Regions from separate parts of the Homo sapiens genome. Here region 2 is linked to region 1. Evidence: chromatin loops called from intact Hi-C (ENCODE). Cell type or tissue: gastrocnemius medialis. All regions are shown on one strand. Links, peaks and the distances in the headings refer to the core of each region. The heading gives the core; the rest is flanking DNA.

Evidence for each region. Hi-C counts contacts between places; a loop is a spot of excess contacts. Peaks named below come from ENCODE experiments on the same cell type or tissue, not always from the same donor. Only the 100,000 strongest peaks of a DNase experiment are listed, where the experiment ranks them.
Region 2: it touches region 1 in a loop (9-fold over the local background); 1 of 110 quality-filtered maps calls a loop at or near these places.

The regions. Positions count from the first base shown.
Region 1 is chr6:14,754,088-14,763,619 of GRCh38, reverse strand. No RefSeq gene overlaps it. Among named protein-coding and RNA genes, the nearest start is that of LINC01108, 470 kb to the right of the region's middle. In gastrocnemius medialis, for the core only: no CTCF peak of the experiment used is centred there; a DNase peak (open chromatin) is centred at 5,099.
Region 2 is chr6:14,676,629-14,686,160 of GRCh38, reverse strand. All of the region lies in intron 1 of LOC101928354 (a long non-coding RNA gene), which reads left to right. Among named protein-coding and RNA genes, the nearest start is that of LINC01108, 400 kb to the right of the region's middle. RefSeq lists an enhancer at 8,980-9,515. In gastrocnemius medialis, for the core only: no CTCF peak of the experiment used is centred there; no DNase peak of the experiment used is centred there.

The DNA.
Region 1 (9,532 bases), core at 2,009-7,008:
CCACTAAAGTTCGGAGACACTGGGCACTTGGAAAGCAATATCTGAGCCCCAGCCCTGCTACTGAGTGTGACTGGACCAGTAACTTGCGGTCTCCAGGCCTCAGTGTCCTTTTCTGTAACATGAGCAAGTTTGGTTTGATGATTTCTAGACCTTTTCCAGCTCTTCAGGGCTATGACTCATAATCCATGTAAATATGTTTATCTGTTACTCGGGGCAAGTCTGTTCAATATGCAATGTAAATGAGTGAACTGTGATCTCGTCAGGGTTACTGGAGTACATAATTCCCAAGTCCACTGGGCATGTGAATGCATGCTGAGGATGCTCTTGGGTGAGCATCCTGCCTCCGCCCCGACCCCCAGTGCCATCGGAGCTCCCCTGTGTGAGGCTGTCTGAGAGAGCCACCCTCTGGATTTCTCAGAATTCAAAATCTGTTGTTCTTTAGGGGTTTCACAGCCCTTGTAAAAGATTATCATTATTATTATTCATATCATTTGACAGCAGATTCTTATCTAATATCCCCAGAGTCGGAAAACTCAGTTGAAAGGCTTCAAAACTTGGAACTGTGAAACTCATTTTGTAAATAATGTCATGCATTGTTATTTCTTGGGGAAGGGAACTGGAAGAAGACAAGTAGACCTGTTGGCTCAGGAGATGGGGTGTGATGGAGGAAAGTGTGGTTGGCCCATTACGTTTTTTCTTCTTCCCCTCCACCCCCCAATTGTTTGCTTTGCAAGTATGATAACCAACAAGCGACTGGATTTAAAAAAAGAAAAGAGCCGAAAATGAAAGAAAGAAGCCTCTGGGCACTGCAGAGGATAAAGCCTGTCCACGAGGGTGGACAAAAAGATCTATGACCACCAAGAACAGCATCAGCCAGCTCCTGCTCCTTGTTCTTCTGTCCTGTGTCTGTGGGGAAAATCAGGCTGGTTGGAGAGAAGTTGAAGTTATACTGGACCATTTGATAATGATGCAGAGAAACCCAGCAGCATCTATGGCAGGGAGGAGGGGTGTTTTGAGATTGCTTCCTGGGGATGGTGACTAACATTTGCAGAGTGCCTACATCTGTGTTGTCACAGATTCACAGGTCCATGGCCCACCCCACCCCGCCCCGAGGTCCCTTAGCTAGTAAGGGTGGAGCTAAGATAACAGCCCCGAATCCTAAGCTTCACTTCACTGGGCAGCCTCATAGTAGAGAACTGGTGAGAGACCAAGCAGCCCGAACCTGGAAGGCCTACAACGAGTTGCCTTCTGATGTACCACCAGCTGCCTAGTGAAGAGAAGACGGCGGCCACCCATGAATGACTCCAAGCCTTCCTGTGAGAATGGGTCGCAGAATCATCACTCGTCTTTGCTGGACTTTAGCCTTGACCCTTGTACCTAAAATTGCAGTCACGAGTGAGCAGTTGGCCAAACTAAACATGATGGTTGGGAAATCAGTTTCCCAGAATTGTTACTTCAGAGAAGTAGTAAATTGTGGAGGTAGGAGACAGGTACATTTGTGGAGGTAGAAGACAGGTACAATAAAAGTGAGGGGAGAAAACCTCCCTGGGAGGATGGGGGTGACATTGTCCAGTTATAGTTTTGTTGTGATTTTTCTCTTACTTTTCTAGGAGATAAGAGGATTTTCTGGAGCTCTCTTATGCTAGCTACCCTGGATGATAATGCTCAGATTATCTCCAAATCATCATTCAGATGGAGTCTATGTTGATTCACCTGATAACACCTTTTCTAATGGGATGACTTGGAAATCTATTGTCAAAGGCACTGTCCTGATTAATTTCCTTTTTTTTTTACAGTTTAATTTTTATTTTATGTTCGGGGGCACACGTAAAGGTTTGTTACATAGGTAAACACGTGTCATGGGGGTTTGTTGTACCTATTATTTCATCATCCAGGTATTAAGCCCAGTACCCAATAGTTACCTTCTCTGCTCCTCTCCCTCCTCCCACCTTCCCCCCTCCAGTAGGCCCCAGTGTCTGCTGTTCCCTTCTTTGTGTTCATAAGTTCTCATCATTTAGCTCCCACCTGATTCATTTTATTTCCTAGCATCTACTTAATAGAGTGTTGAGTTGATGTTTCTTTAATACCGATGCCCTAAATGTAAGCATGGATAGCAAGTCAGTCTGAGCAAAGGTACGATTCTCTCTGCCTCTGCCACCTTCCCCAAGTCTAAGCCTCCCTCATCTCTGGCTGTACATTGACAGTAGCCTCTTCACGGGGCTACCTGCTTCCACTCTTGCCCCATTCCAAAGAATTCTCCAGAATTCAGCCAGAGAGATTATGTTGAACTGCAAATGAGCATGTTGAACATGCCACCCTCTGTTATAAATTGCCATGACATCTCACGGCCATTTTGTTTTGTTTTCATTTTTTTTTAAATTTTTAACTTTTGTGAGTACCTAGTAGGTTTGTATATTTATGAGATACATGAGATATTTTGATACCGGCATACAATGTGTAATAGTTACATCAGGCTCATGGCTATTTTGATTTTTTGTTTTTTTCTTGAGACAGGGTTTTGCTCTGACGCCCAAGGTGGAGTGTAGTGGTGCAGTCCTAGCTCACTGAAGCCTGGGCTCAAGCAGTGCTCTTGCCCTAGCCTCCTAAAATGCTGATATTATAATACAAGTGTGAGCCACCATGCCTGGCCTCGAATTTTTAGTATAATAAATACCTATGAATCTATTGCCCACAAAAAATGGAACATTCACAACATTTATCTACCTGAGTGCTTCTCCCCAACCCCTAACACTGTCAACTCACAACTCTAAGCCTTGTACTTGACTATTTCTTTGCTTTATTGAAACATGGTTTTATTACAGTAGTATATTCCTAAAATATGTCTTGTTAAATTTTAGTTACCTTTAAATTTTTGAAAAGTTTGTCGTATTATGTGTTATCTACTGGGACCTGCTTTGTTTATTTCATAACGTGTTGCTAAGACTCACCCATGTTGTTGCATGTGGTTGTAGTGGATTTGCTTTCGCTGCTTTTTAATATTCCATTGTGTGAATACAACAGTTTTTATTTATCGATTCTCCTCTGGTCTTTTGGTTGCTTCCAGAGTTTTGCTAATGGCATAGTGCTGCTGAGAACATCTTGCACAACTTCCCACCATTCTTATCTGCATAGCTTGGATCCTACCTAACCCTCCACCTTTGCCTCATCATGCTTGTTCCCTTCCTTTTCTGTGCTTCACCCCATCCCAGTACAGTAAGGACTGGAAGAAAGTAAGAAGGATATGGTCAAGAAATTGAAATACTCCTTGTCTTCCCTCTTCCCTTCCTAGCTTCAACGTTTCCTACAAATTCCAGATCAATCATTAATCTACACTTTGGCATATCTTCCTTGATATCCCAGAACAGGAGGTCAATTCACCTATGTTGTGCTTTTATAGCTCTATGGACCTCCCGTCTGAACACTTGCCAAGGTTATTGTTTTTTGGTAGACTGCATTTGCATGGTGTGATGAACACCTGCTCTTCTACTGGACTTTCAGCTCTGAGAACAGGGACTGTCCCTCATTGTTCTCAGTTGTACCTCCAGGACCCAGCATGTTGCCTGCCTAGTTAGGAGCTTAATGTAGATTTTTAAATGAATAAAAGTAATCTAAAACAGTTAGGAGAGTAATTGAAAATGCCTAGAGGCCAGATGCAGTGGCTCACGTCTGTAATCCCAACACTTTGGGAGGCCAAGGCAGGTGGATCACCTGAGGTCAGGAGTTTGAGACCAGCCTGGCCAACATGGCAAAACCCCCTCTCAATTAAATACATAAAAATGAGCTGGGTGTTGTGGTGCACGCCTGTAATCCCAGCTACTCGGGAGGCTAAGGCAGGGAGAATTGCTTGAATCCGGGAGGTGAAGGTTGCAGTGAGCTGAGATCGCACCACTACACTCCAGCCTGGGTGACAGAGCAAGACTCCGTCTCAAAAAAAAAAAAAAAAAAAAAGAAAAAAGAAAAAAGAAAATGCATAGAGACCAAATAACAGGATCCAGTATGCTTCTTCCTCAAACTCTATAGTAGGAGTCATCAAACTTTTTCCTCTAAAGAATCAGTCAACATTTTAGACTTTATAGGCCACACAGTCTCTGAAAACTGTTCAACCTTGCTGTTATTTCATGAAAGCGGTCATAGATAATATGTAAACAAATGAGCATGGCCATGTTTCAATACACCTTTCTTTATGGATGTTGAAACTTGAATTTCCCGTAATTTTAATTTTCATGTGTGATGAAATGTGAGTCGTGTGTTATGACATATGGCTTTTTTGATTTTTTTTAACCATTTAAAAATGTGAAAGCCAGGCTTTGCTCATGGGGTGCACAGAAGCAGATGGTGGGCTGGAATGGAGCGGTGGGCCATAGTTGGCAAACCCTCTTCTAGAGGGGCTCTGTATCCCTGCCAGTCCAGTGACCTTGGATGTCAGACAGCCCTTAATCACTATTTGTGAGCAGGCAGCCAGAGAGGATGGAGAGTGAGAAAAGGTTCATTTAGTGCTTTATTTAAAAAATTAAAAGACACCATTAAAAAAAAAAACCTTTTCTTTAAAAGTTGCAAAAATCTTCTATTGCTTTCACCTTCGATATTGAAAACTCAGCCACTTAAAAGTGCATCTTATGACAACCATGTCATCCCCTCCAATTGCATAATAAAGAAGCTGCACACCTACTCGCTGGCTGCTCTTCTCCTGGCTGATTCACCCAGCAGGAGTGAGCAACTGACTGGCTGCTGCAGTTCACCAGCACTTTCACATACTGAGGTCTTGGCTGGGCTGACATCACCTGGTCGGTCTACCTTTGGATGAATGCAGGCGTGGGTTCGCCAGCACTACCAATAAACTAGGAAAACAAAACAAAACAAAACAAACAAAGGCTCCTGCTTTGCAATATTTGTTAATATCAAGCCATGTTGACATACTTTTTAATCTGTCAGCAGACAAACCCTGGAAGGTAGCCCACACTGTCAGCGTGTTAACTTGTTCTTGTTCACTGAGATGGAAATATTAATTGATTGGAAGGGATGTGTATTGGTACAGCTCTGAAAAGGAAGTGGCAGTGTGTGGCCCTGGTGTATGCCATTGTCAGCTGGAGAGAGGGATGGAGCAAGAGTGAGGTAACGAGGCCATTGCCCTCTCATGTAAATGCTCGGCCTGAGTTGCCCAACATGGCAGAGGCAGATTCTTGTCTTGACTTACAGTGTGGATATTGTTAGCACTATATACCCCTGCAGTTGGAAGGGCACTTGGAAGATCTCCTAATTCTGTCCTCTGCACTCAGAAACTTGTCTAGGTCATCTTCTGGTCTCTACTTGAAGGCTGCCTGCCTTCAGGTCCCACAGTTTGTACTTGGGTGGGCTGTCCCCAGACAGCTTTCCCTAGCAGAGCATTGGATGTGTTAGCCTACTTCTTAGTTCAGTTCTTTGAGAGGCCCCACCTGCCTAAGTGCTGAACATACCTGACCACAGTTACCAGGACACCTTCTTCCAAGCCACCAGCATCTCCTGCCTGAATTTTTGCATTCACTGGTATCCCTGCTTCTGGTCTTGCCGCCAATAATCCATTCTCCACACGGCAACCTGAGCGACCTTTTAAAAACAGAAATCAGATCATGTCACTCACCTCCTTAAAATTCTCCAAGAGATTACATTTAGAATAAAATCCAAATCCCATATCCTGTATTATGGGTTGAACTGTGTCTCGCCCAAAAGATGCTGAAGTCCCAAGTACCTGTGAATGTAACCTTATTTGGAAATAGGTTCTTTGCAGATGATTAAGGTAAGATGGGGTTGGTAGGTGGGCCCTAAACCAATATGACTGATGCCCTTATGAAAAAGGCAATTTAGACCCAGAGACAGACATGTACAGAGGGAAGACAATGTGAAGGCACAGGGAGCACAGTGTCTACAAAGCAAAATGCTTGAGCCCACGAGAAGTTAGAAGAAAGGCATGGGACAGATCCTCCCTTGCAGACCTCAGAAGGAACTAGAAATGCTGACACCTTGATTTTAGACTTCCAGTCTGCAGAATGGTGAGTTAATAAAGTTGTGTTATCTCAGCCACCCAATTTGTGGTACTTCATTACAGTAGTCCTAGGAAAATAATACAACTGCCTACAAAGGCTGGTGTGATGCAGGCCCACCTTCCTCTTTGTCCCCCTTAAACTGTGCTCATTCCTGCCTGCTGTGCTTCTTGACTAGGGCAGCACTACAGCTGCCCAAATGCCACTGGAAAAAGTGTGTGTGTCTAGTTTTCAGTAGTTAGGACTAGGGGCTTGACCAGCATTTAGTGGGAGGGAGGCCAGGGATGCTACAAATCCCCAAGTGCATGGAACAGTCACACATCATATTGTCACTGAAGCCCCATTGAGAATTACTGCACACTGGCCTTCACTCAGCTCTGTGAACCTTCCCTTTCACCCTACCCCAGGGCCTTTGCACGAGCTATTCATCTACCTGGACTGCTGTTCACTTACTCTTCACATGGTTTAGATAGCCTGACAAACATGATCTTCTCAGAGAGGCTTTCTCAGACTGTAAAGTACTCACTTGTTCACTTTCTTTCACATTAGTGTTTTGTTTTGTTTTTAAATACTCCTGCATAGAGAGCACTATCACTATTTGATGTTTTTAAATCGATTCTTCTTTTGTTTTGTTTTTGAGACGGAGTTTTGCTCTTTCACCCAGGCTGGAGAGAAGTGGTGTGATCTTGGCTCACTGCCACCTCCGCCCCCTGGGTTCGAGAAATTCTCCTGCCTCAGCCTCCCAAGTAGCTGGGATTATAGGCGCCCACCACTACGCCCAGGTAATTTTTGTATTTTTAGTAAAGATGGGGTTTTGCCACATTGGCCAGGCTGGTCTCAAACTCCTGACCTCAGGTGATCCATCCGCCTTGGCCTCCCAAAGTGCTAGGATTACAGGCCTGAGCCACTGTACCTGGCCAAACTGATTCTTCTATTTGCTTGTCTCTTCTGACTAGAATGTAAGCTTCATGAGAGCAAGCATGGTGCCCGGATGCCCAGGATCTAGAGCAGAGCCTGGCACACAGTAGGTGCTCTCATGTAAATGCTGAGTGAGTGAGTGAATCATGAGCTCTGAAGCTGGAAGCCTAGGAGAGCCTTGGGGGTCAGGGACAGAGGAAGGAAAGAGATGGGGCAAGAGGCAGGGCAGGGACAAAGAAGGAATTGGTGAATCGTGGTGGCAGGGCTGAGGAAGCACTAGTCAGGGCAATGGATTGAACACAATTGGCCTTCCCAGACTGAGAATGCAGCCAGTGTAAGGATTCCTGGAAGAGCTCTGGGTCGAGTACCCTCTCCTTCTCCTCATACAACAGGGATAGGCTTATGGAGCTCATTATCCCTACGATGGTGGAGACTGGGAAACGGAACCATCTTCCCTTGGTGTAGAGAAACTCATGGATGACAAGTTTTCTTTTAATAAGTTATCTGGATAATTGGGGGCCAGGTGGAAAACTCAGCTACAAAGTTGATGTTGAGAAGGACTCATTCATCTTTTATGGAACGCCCTTTCTTGTCTTTGCAAGAGCCGGACATTGTGTTAGATAGGATGTGGACTCTCCAGTGTGGCCAACCTGGCTTTTTAGGGACTAGGAGTTCTCTGGATTGAGTGTTAGCTCATTTCCTGGTTCAATTCTTTGAGAGGCCCCACCTGCCTAAGTGCTGCATATACCCGGTTACAGTTACCAGAACACCTTCTTCCAAGCCACCAGCATCTCCTGCCTGAATTTTTGGACTAACTGGTGTCCCTGCCTCTGGTTTTGGCCCTAATAATCCATTCTCCACACAGCAACCTGAGTGACCTTGTTTTTTTTTTTTTTGAGACAGAGTCTTGCTCTGTCGCCCAGGCTGGAGAGCAGTGGTGCGATCTCGGCTCACTGCAAGCTCGCCTCCCGGGTTCACGCCATTCTCCTGCCTCAGCCTCCCGAGTAGCTGAGACCACAGGCCACCACGCCTGGCTAATTGTTTTTTGTATTTTCAGTAGAGACGGGGTTTCACCATGTTGGCCAGGCTGGTCTCGATCTCCTGACCTCGTGATCTGCCCACCTCAGCCTCCCAAAGTGCTGGGATTACAGGCGTGAGCCACTGCGCCCGGCCCTGAGTGACCTTTAAAAAGCAGAAATCAGATCATATCATTCACCTGCTTAAAATTCTCCAAGAGATTACATTTAGAATAAAATCCACATTCTGTATTGTGTATTATGGGTTGAACTGTGTCTGCCCCGTCACAAGTTGCTGAAGTCGCAAGCACCTGTGAATGTAGCCTTATTTGGAAAGAGGAAAAGAGACAGAACATATATTCAGCAAGCTTCTTCAAGCACCTTCAAATTGGGTCATCTCAAAGTACATACGGTAATGAAAACAATGTAATGTTTTCCAAGCCAGCCGCAGCCCTTATTTTTTCCTCCGAAGTCCTCTATTTTACTCAGTTTGCTTTACAGAAAGTTTCATTTTCCATCTTGCGGCACCCTCGGAACTTCGGAGGTGAGAGATGCCGATGTTCTCAACTGGGCGAGGGCGGCCGTTTTGTTAATTCTCTTTGCGCTGCTAACTTGCTGGGTGACCTTAGTGTTTTAGTTAACCTCGTGAGGGCCTCAATTATTCTATAGAAAATTCGACGAGAATACGTTACACCACAGGGGACTGGTGATGAAGGAAGAATCCAATATATGTGAGAGCTCATGGAGGAACTTTCTGAGTCGACTTTCTCTGTCTTAGTTTTGTTATTTCAACTCTCCCCGCAGGGCCCTGTCCTCGGGGCAGCCCCTCTTCACCTCCCTGCCACCTCTCCCTCATATGGGTTTCCGAAACGTCACTCACCACCAAATTCACAGTCTGCAGTATATGTGAGGACTAATTCACTGTTGTTTGCTTAATATTGTGTTAACTCACTTTAAAAATTAAGTTGGTTTATTTAAAAAGGGAAAATTTGACTGGGCACAGTGGCTCATGCCTGTAATCCCAGCACTTTGGGAGGCCAAAGTGAGAGGATTTTCTTGAGTTCAGGAGTTCAAAACCAGCCTGGGCAACATAGTGAGACCCCTGTCTCTAAAAAAAAAAAAAAAAAAAAAAAAAAAAAAAAAATTAGCCAGGCATGGTGGCACACCCTTGCAGTTCGAACTACTTGAGAGGCTGAGGTGAGAGGATCGCTTGAGCCCAAGAGTTCAAGGCCACAGTGAGCTGTGATCATAGCACTGCACTCAGCCTGGGGGACAGAGTAAGACCATGTCTTCAATAAATAATTAATTAAAAGGGAAAATTTATGTCAGTATATATAATGACAATGAAATCATAAGTTTGTCAAGTATATATTTTTCCTAATACACATTTGTATTACTACACGATTATTAAAATGAAAACTCACCCCACTCTCTAGCACAGTCATTATGGAAAACAGTGTGAAATTTCCTCAAAAAATTAAAAATAGGACTACCCTATGATCCAGCAATCCTGCATCTCGGTATACAGCTAAAATAAATGAAATTAGTATGTTAGGGAGATCTCTGCACCCCCAGGTTCAC
Region 2 (9,532 bases), core at 2,575-7,574, 78 kb after region 1:
TTAGTTCAGCAGCGGGATGATAATGTAGTTTTAAATTTGACTAACAGTAATAAAGCACTTTTCAAAGACAAAGCAACCCTTCCAGAAAAGATTCTTTGAATTGTCCCCTTCTCTGTGTATGTGCCGTGCAGTGCACGTGTGTGATGGCATTGGTAGTGGGGGTGGGGGGAAGGGTGTCAATTTGAGAACAGTTACCATTAAGAAGAAATCAACTGATCAAAGGAATTGACTTTGCCATTTCCCTGGGTTTTCGAGCGTATTTTGTTAGGTTAGGCACACCGCAGTGAATTTAGGGCACCATGCTGTGGCCTTTTCATTAATACCTGGGAGGCTGTCTCTAGCCTGTGGCACTTAGGGAGAGGAATTAGAAATATATAATTCACCGAGTATCTAACTTCATATCTTGTAAGACCCTGGTTTTAATTATCCAAGAAAAGCATTTACTTTTCTCTGCCTTTATTTTGTGCTTTGAATTGTTTTTTTGGCTTTTCTCTCCCTTCTTTTTCTTCTCTTTAGCTCTCTAGCAATTATGTCTTGACTGCAGGGCACTCATTTTTCCCTTCCAATACATTCAGGGGCTTCATTTTTATTATTTGTCTTTGCAACAACTATATTCACCTGTTTATGTCTCTTGGCTTTTTTTTTTTTTTTTTTTTTTTTAAGCCCAAAGACCAAGTGTGCTTTGCTTACTTTGGTTAGGAAGAAGAAAATGACCTCTTGCTTCCAGAGCAGCAGACCTGGCCATGCTGGGATGCCAGCAATATGAGCTACAGATTGTTTGCAGTAAAAATTGCATCTTTCGACAAAAAGAGCAAGAATCCTCTGGGAGGGGATTGGTAGCATTTTCCTTGGGCATGTGAAAACTTTCATTTTGGCAAGGAGCATTGTAATTAGCACCATGGACTTTAGAATCAGATAAACCTAAATCGGAGGGCTGGCTCCAGTTAATAGCTTAGGAACTTGGCAGTGTTTTCTGAGTTTCAGTTAGTTCATCTGTGAAATGGGGATAATGACATTTACCCTACAGGGTGGCTGGAAAGATTATGTGAGATAAATCACATAGACCACTCAGCGCAAGGCCTGGCCTGTGTGCTCCATAAATGTTGGCTGCAATTATTTTCATCATTTTTTTTTCTATCATCGTCCTTACTTGTTTGACTCATAAAATTTCTCACTTGGCCTATCCTATAGTAAGGATTCTTTTTTTCTTTCTAAGTGTAGCCTCTATTTTTCTGGTAATCTCAGCAGATCAAAGTGAGGGAAAAGTCTTTCCTCAGGAACCTGTTAATATTGTGATAAGAATAGCATGTTGGATGGATTTCTCTTCCTTTTACTGTTGTTTGGGAAACACTGTCTGTTTCCATGGCTTGAGCAGTAGTGTTTGATTATAGGGTTAACTGATCCCTAAATGGATAGGGAAGAACATGGAGACACCAGAGAAAATATTTATGAAGGAGAAAGCATCTGAGGCATAAATATGCATCTAACTTGTAATGGAATCATTCAAACTAGTGCTTTGAGCTGCCACCTGGATGCCTGGTAAAGAGCTTGCCCGTACAGTTTCACTCCCACATACTCACTCCTATGGTGCCTACTATAAAAACAATAAAATATTAATAATACAAAAGGGTCTTCCTGAAGGTGCAGCATGTTACAAGTTGTAGGGCATTAACAGCAATTTTGTGAAATACAATTTGAGGCATGTGTTTTCAGAAACGCCTGCCCCAAATCTATGTCTTGCTTGATTCAAATCAGCTACTATGGTCTAACATGTCTCCTCGAGTTTTTCTTTTCATTGCTCTGGTGTCCTTGTACAATTTCTTCCTTTCCTTTCCTCCTATGATCATTCCCACTTGTACAAAGTACCAGATCTCTCCAAAGCTGGTTTCTCAACACTTAGCAAAGCTCTCTGTCTTTCTCTTCTGTAATTCTCAAGAGTGGGGTGAGGAGCAAGAAGACATTCAAGTTCTCAAGTGATTTTTCTGTGTTTTTTAATTCTCTAGAATCAAGGTCTTGATTCTTAGTTCTTCTGGGTCTTAAACCATTTTAACAGATCAACAGTCCACCCACTTGGGCTTTTTCCTCATGTAATGAACCAAGTAGAGGACAGTAAACCCACTTGGTTGGAACCCAGTGCCCTTGTGGGTCTGATTTCCACGTGGGCAACTGGCCTTGCTGGCTTTGCCATCACAGCCTAGAGAATGACCTGTTAGTGGCAGGAGGATGACTGAAAGTGCTTGTCATTTGGTAGTAGTGAAATGGGTTCATTTTCACACACGGACTCTAGTGGGTTGGGATGAAATTATTGCCATTTTTATAAATTTGGCCAAAGCTAGTTTCTGAATACCTGGTGGAGAAGGTTGGGCTGTGAGCGGGGTATAATTCATCTTGCGGCTGTGAAACTCTTGGGAAAGTGACTTGATGGGCCAGTTGATGTGAAGAGAAGACATGTCAGACTTAGTACTCACCTGGTGTGATGGTTAATATTGAGTGTCAACTTGATTGGATTAAAGGATGCAATATTGATCCTGGGTATGCCTGTGAGGGTGTTGCCAAAGGAGGGTAACATTTGAGTCAGTGGGCTGGGGAAGGCAGACCCACCCTTAATCGGGTGGGTACCATCTAATCAACTGCCAGCAAATGTAAAGCAGGCAGAAAAACATGAAGAGATGTGATGGGCCCAGCCTCCCAGCCTACATCTTTCTCCCGTGCTGGATCAGACTCCAAGTTCTTGAACATCAGACTCCAAGTTCTTCAGATTTGGGACTTGGACTGGCTCTTGTCGCTCCTCAGGGCTTGCAGACAGCCTATTGTGGGGCCTTGTGATCCTGTAAATTAATACTTAATAACCTCCCCTTTATATATATGTGTGTGTGTGTGTGTGTGTGTGTGTGTGTGTGTGTGTGTGTATCCTATTAGTTCTGTTCTTCTATGAGAACCCTAATATACATGGCGTGGTCTGGCAGGAGAGAGCTAAAATACTCTGCATAAAAGGAAAACAGGTGAGGGAATTAGTTGCTGCTATCTGATTATTTGATGGCTAGAGGTGGGAAGTTTGGAGAGAGACTCTTGAAAATAGTAATACTAACTAACACTTATTGAGGGATTACTGTATCTCAGGGACTGTTCTAAATTCCTATGAGTTGACTCATTGAATACTTACAACACCACACTACCACACTAGATGATATATGTGTGTGTGCACATGTGTGAGTTTACTGAGTTGAAATCCACTTAACATAAAATTAACCCTTTTTACATGAAAAATTCAACAACATCTAATACATTCATAACATTGTTCAACCACTACTTCTATGAGGTTCCAGAACATTTTCATCACCCCCACAAGGAAACCCTGTATTTGTTGTGTTAGTGGCTTAAAACAGTGGAAACGTATTGTCTCACAGTTCTACAGGCTGGAAGTCTGGAACCAAGGTGTCTGTAGGGCCATGCTCCCTGAGACTCTGAGTAGAATCTTTCCTCACCTCTTCCTGGCTTCTGGTGTGAACAGCAATCATGGTGATCCCTGGCTTCCCGCGGCATCAGTCCAGTCTCTGCCTCCATCTCCCAATAGTGTTCTGTCTGTGTGTCTGCACCTTGTCTTCCCTCTGCCTCTGTTCATCTTTCTCTGTCCTAATTTCCCCTTTTTACAAGGACACCATTCATATTAGATTAGGGACCATACTAGTGACCTCATTTTAACTTGATTACCTCCATAAAACCCTATTTCCAAATAATGTCACATTCTGAGGTACTTAATGATTAAAATTTCAACGTAGCTTTTCGGGGGAGCGCAATTCAACCTACAACACCCATTAAGCAGTTGACTCCTCATTCTCCTCTCCCTTAGCCCTGGTAACCACAAACCACAATCTGCTTCCCATTTCTGTGGATTTGCCTACTCTGGACATGTCATAGAAATGAAAGCATATCATATGTTACCTTTTGCGTCTGGCTTCTTTCACTTAGCTAAACCTCATGTTTTTGAGGTTTCTTCATGGGGTAGCATGTATCACCACTTCATGCCTTTTTAAGGACGAATAATATCATACTTGTTTTCCAAATGAAGAAACTGAGGCATGTTAAGGTTAAGTAACATGTCCAAGATCACACGATGAGGAGATTTCAGGAGAGGGCTCTGAGGGAGAGTCTGTTTCACTCAGAACCCAGTGGCCGGGGACAATGAACTCCTTCTGGTCTAAGTTATTGGTGCTGCCCCTGCTGGCTCCGCTGTCCATGGCCCGAGCCTCTGCCTGTCAGAGATGGTAGAGCCACCAGGACATGGAGTCATTGCTGACACAGGGAAATATGAGATGTCTTAGGTTTGGTGTATGTGAAACATGCATGAGAAATAGAGGCCAAAAGTTCCACTGTGGAGCGCAGACAGAATGGTCTGAATGCTCTTGCAGTTACTACGTCAGTAGTTTGTCATCTAATATATATTATACATCTATAACCTATGTATTTACCTTATTGTGATAATACTGTTTTGTTTTGTTTTTTTTCTAATTTTGCTTTGTGCAAAGCCAAATCCCTTTCAGCAGCATTGAGCTAAAAAAAAAAAAAAAAAAAAGTGCATGTTTAGGGCTGGGCACGGTGGCTCATGCCTATAATCTCAGTACTTCGGGAGGCCGAGGCAGGCGGATCACAAGGTCAGGAGTTCGAGACCAGCCTGGCCAATATGGTGAAATCACGTATCTACTAAAAATACAAAAATTAGCCGGGCATGGTGGTGGGTGCCTATAGTCCCAGCTATGCGGGAGGCTGAGGCAGGAGAACCGCTTGAACCCTGGAGGCGGAGATTCCAGTGAGCCAAGATCGCGCCACTGCACTCCAGCCTGGCGACAGAGCGAGACTCTGTCTCAACAACAGCAACAACAAAAAAGTGCATGTTTCATAAAAAATTAAGTATGAAATAATCTTTTCTAAAGAATGTTGATGATGATGTACAACTTGCAGAAATGCTTGTCAACATTTGCCATACACTCAGTGGCTGTAGTCATATCACTGACCACAGGTACACCCAGAAGACAAATTGTTATGGAAAAGCTATTTCAAAAACTAATAGCTATTTTAGGAAGATTATGACCGAGCTGATAATTTAAGCAATTATGTTTATATATCACTCTGGGTAGTATGACTTTTTAGGTAGTGATTTTTTTCTTCTAAATTAATTTTGCTTAATTTTAATTTCACTTTTTCTTGTGAGCATTGGGAAAGAAAAGTGATAGCTACTAACGGAATGGCTCTATCAGTAGAAGAAGATTTTTATAAACAGTTAAACGATGCAGATTTAGATCCATTTCTTGTAGAGAAAATCAGTTAATTTAAATAATGGTTTGATTTTTTTTTTGAGCCCAAGGACTCAAAGGAAAGCTTTTGAAAGTTCATCCTGTCAAAGATATAGCCTCTCATACTGTAATTTATAACTTCACTTAAAACATTCAACAATTAAGATGGAGGAGGTACTATAAATATAGATTTTCATGGAGTACAGAATCATGGGAAAAATAGTGTTATTACTAAATTAAGAAATCTATGGAACAGAAATATATTTGGAATTAGATGTAGTGCGTTCAGGGTTCATAATTGCATCCAAACAAGCTGTGATAGTCTACCAGCAAAATAGAAGCTATAGTTGACAAACATTATAAGTATTTTTATTTATACACAGAGAAACTGAACTACAAAATATTTGTGATAGAGACGATGTTGAATTAAAAAAACGCTGCAGCCTGGTGGCATGTGCTTTTTTTCTTCCCTCCTGCATGTTCTTAGATTTTAGAAATGTTTGAACCTTTGAAGGATTATTTGTAAATCAGCTCAAGCATACTGCAATATACAGTGACCTTTTACTTTTTTTTTAAAAAAAAAAACGAGGCCTCTAAATTGTGCTTGCTTTTTGTTCAAAACTGGTTGGTAATTTTTCATCAAGTAGTCAAGGAATGGTGAGCCAAAAGACTTCAGCTCTTGAAGCTTTTAGGAAAATGTAATTATTGAAAACTAACCTTCGACCTACAAAGCCAAAGGATAAACAACTTAAATAAGTTACATTTGAGATTAAACAGTTATGCTTTGAAATATCTTGATTTATGGGAAGGATATTTTGATGGAACTTTTATATTTAATTGGATAAATTTATGTTCTATACTGGAATGGAATAAAATTCAGAGGTCTATGATTTTTAAGCATCTAAATTTGGCAAAACATTTAAAAAAATCCTAAATAGAAACAACTTGTTTGATGAGTTTTGCCTTGTAAAATCTTTGTGAAAGTTTCTCTGTATGGAGATAAAAAGATGGTACCCGTGAAAAGATTTGAACTGAAATATTAACATACTTCAGGAAGAAAAAAGAAATAGAACTGGGAATGTCTTCTGTTGACCAGAATTAATTCTTAGCTTACAAGGTGCTGCAGCACTTGTAGAAAGAGTATTTTCTTTATTAAAAATACTATGGTCATCTGAGAAGAGTCAGTTGACAGTATCAGTAATTTCAGATTTACAAACTATAAAGTTCAACTTTGAAAAAGACTGCAAGTAATTTTACGAAAAAATTAAAAATACATATATCACAAATGCTTTCTTTAGAAAGATACCAGTGATGGGCCCAGGAGTAGTGGCTCATGCCTGGAATCCCAGCACTTCGGGAGGCCGAGGCGGGTGGATCATCTGAGGTCAGGAGTTCGAGACCAGCCTGGCCAACATGGTGAAACTCCATCTCTACTAAAAAAATAATAAAAATTAGCTGGGCGTGGTGGCGCGCATCTGTAATCCCAGCTACTCAGGAGGCTGAGGCAGGAGAATGGCTTAAATACAGGAGGCAGAGGTTGCAGTGAGCGGAGATTACGCCACTCCACTCCAGCGTGGGTGACAAGAGTGAAACTCCGTCTGAAAAAAAAAAAGAAGAAAGATACCAGTGACATGATATCAAATATAGATATGACTTCAAAACTGATTATGATAATTATGAACCAAAATAGTACACTGCTTCAGTTATTTCATGCATTTTCTTTTGCCTCCTGTTTATATTATTTTTATGTTTAAGCAAATCAACCTATAACTTAAAAAAACCTGTACTTTAATGTACATTGATTTTTTTATTTTTAGAAATGATTTTCCCTTTGAAGATAATTTTTGACTATAAGTATTTTATATACCTACTGTTGTACAAAACCAATTTGTCAATCTATAAATGCATGCTTTAAAAATATAATTTTGAGTTCATGTCCTTTGCAGGGACATGGATGAAGCTGGAAACCATCATTCTCAGCAAACTAACACAGGAACAGAAAACCAAACACTGCATATTCTCACTCATAAATGGGAGTTGAACAATGGAGAACACATGGACACAGGGAGGGGAACATCACACACCGGGGCCTGTTGGGGGGTGGGGGGCAAGGGGAGGGAGAGCATTAGGACAAATACCTAATGCATGCAGGGCTTAAAAGCTAGATGATGGGTTGATGGGTGCAGCAAACCACCATGACACATGTATACCTATGTAACAAACCTGAACGTTCTGCCCATGTGTCCCAGAACTTAAAGTATAATAATAATAAAAAATTTATGATCTAAAAATATATATATACAATTTTATTTTTCTCTTTTTCACATTCAAAATTATTTCTGTGTAGATAATAAATTATATAATCACATAGTTAGAACAGATGTCTATTTTGAGTGTTGTTTAAAAAAAAAAAACCTCATTGCCTCATTTACAGATTTTGACAAAGATTCACAGACCTCTATTCACTTGCAGCATCCTGAATGCCAAGAAGAGGAGGTGCCTACTATCGAGGAATGAGTTGGACATTCCTCGATTTGGAAATGGATGAACCTTGGGTGTTGATGGTTTCATTTGCTTTTTCCCCAGCTCACTTTGATTTAGCTCTCTCCACTGTCCTAACAGTAACAGTGATGTCCAGTTTGCACACAAGTAACTCTTCATTCAGTAAATAATTGTTTAAAAATGTTTATTCATTTTGGTAATTATATTTGCATTCATTACATATCTTTAGGAAATCATTTTATTTTTTACAATACATGACTTTTTTCAGTGTAGAAGGAAAAGGTAATTCTTTCAGTATTATAGCATATTACATACAAACACACCCACTAATGAGCTCACTAAGTGTCAAATAATTAGGTAATTAGTGTTTTAAATGCCTTGTATCATATCATGCAGAAATCCACAGTGGATTGTCTTATGGGTGATTAAGAATATAGGTGATATAGAGAATGCATTATTATTTTTTTCTTTGATGTAATAGAATATAAGCTCTTGCCGCCAAAAGTTCACTTTGTGGTAGAATTTCAGAGAAGGATTGGATTCAGATAACAAAGACTACCTATATTTATTGAGAGACTTTTAAAATGCCAGGTACTGTTCTAGGCATTGGGGATTCAACAGTGAGCACAAGCAACAAAGTCTAGGAGGAAAAGGGCAATAAATGAAACATGGTACAAAATGTGTCAGGAGAGACGCATCCAAAGAAGAAAAATCAACCAAGCTATGGGGACACAGATAGGAGAGGTGCTGCTTTATGTAGTCAGGGAAAGTCTTTTTGGTGAGGTGCAGAGACCTGAATGAAAATCCATTTGCATATCTGTGGGGAGGGCTGACCAGGCCAGGACTGAGACAGGGAGTGGCCTGTTGTGTTTGAGAAGGGTAAAGGGGCTGGTGTGGCAGGGGAGACTGAGCCTGGGGCGGAAGGGTTGGGGAGGTGGCGTGGGTGGGGAGGTGGGCGAGAGAGGACAGCAAACAGGTGGGTGTGGGGAGACCTTGGAGGACCTTGTAGGCAAGGGTAAGATCACTGAATTTTATCTTGAGTGAGGTGGGAAGCCACTGAAAGTTTTGAGCAGAGGAATGGCATAATCTCACATATCACAAAGGATGATTCTGGCTACTGTATAGAGAATATACTATGTGTGCGTGCATGTGTGTGCGTGCATGCGTGCATGTGTGCGTGTGCATGTGTGTGCGCGTGTGCGTGCGTGTGTGTACGTGTGCATGCGTGTATGTGTGTATGTGTGATGGAAAACGGAAGGGTAGAAACAGAGAGCCCACTCCAAAGGCTCTCGCAATGGCCCAGGCAACACACGATGGAGGCTTAGGCCCAAGTGGTCACGCAGGGGTGGTAAAGAAACAGTAGGTTCTGGACATATTTTGAGGGCGAAATTGACATGACTTGAGATGAATCAGAGGCAGGAGAAGGTTGAAAGCTTTCTGCCTGGATATTATGAAGAACGGGGTTGCCATTGATGGAGTAGGGAAGATGAGGAGAGGAGTAGGTTTGGGTGGGGTGGGGTGGGGAGGGGGAGTCAGGAGTTCAGTTTCAGACTTCTTCCATTGGAGATGCCTCTGAGACGCGCAAGGGGGAATGGAGTGGTTGTCTACTCATCTGCGTTCGCTCCCTCGTCAGTAGACTGGATCTGTCAATAGTACCCTGCAATAGGATTCCTGCGAGGATGAAGAGTCAACAGGTAAAAGTGCTTTGTAAGAGCTGGTGGTAGTAACTATTCAAATGT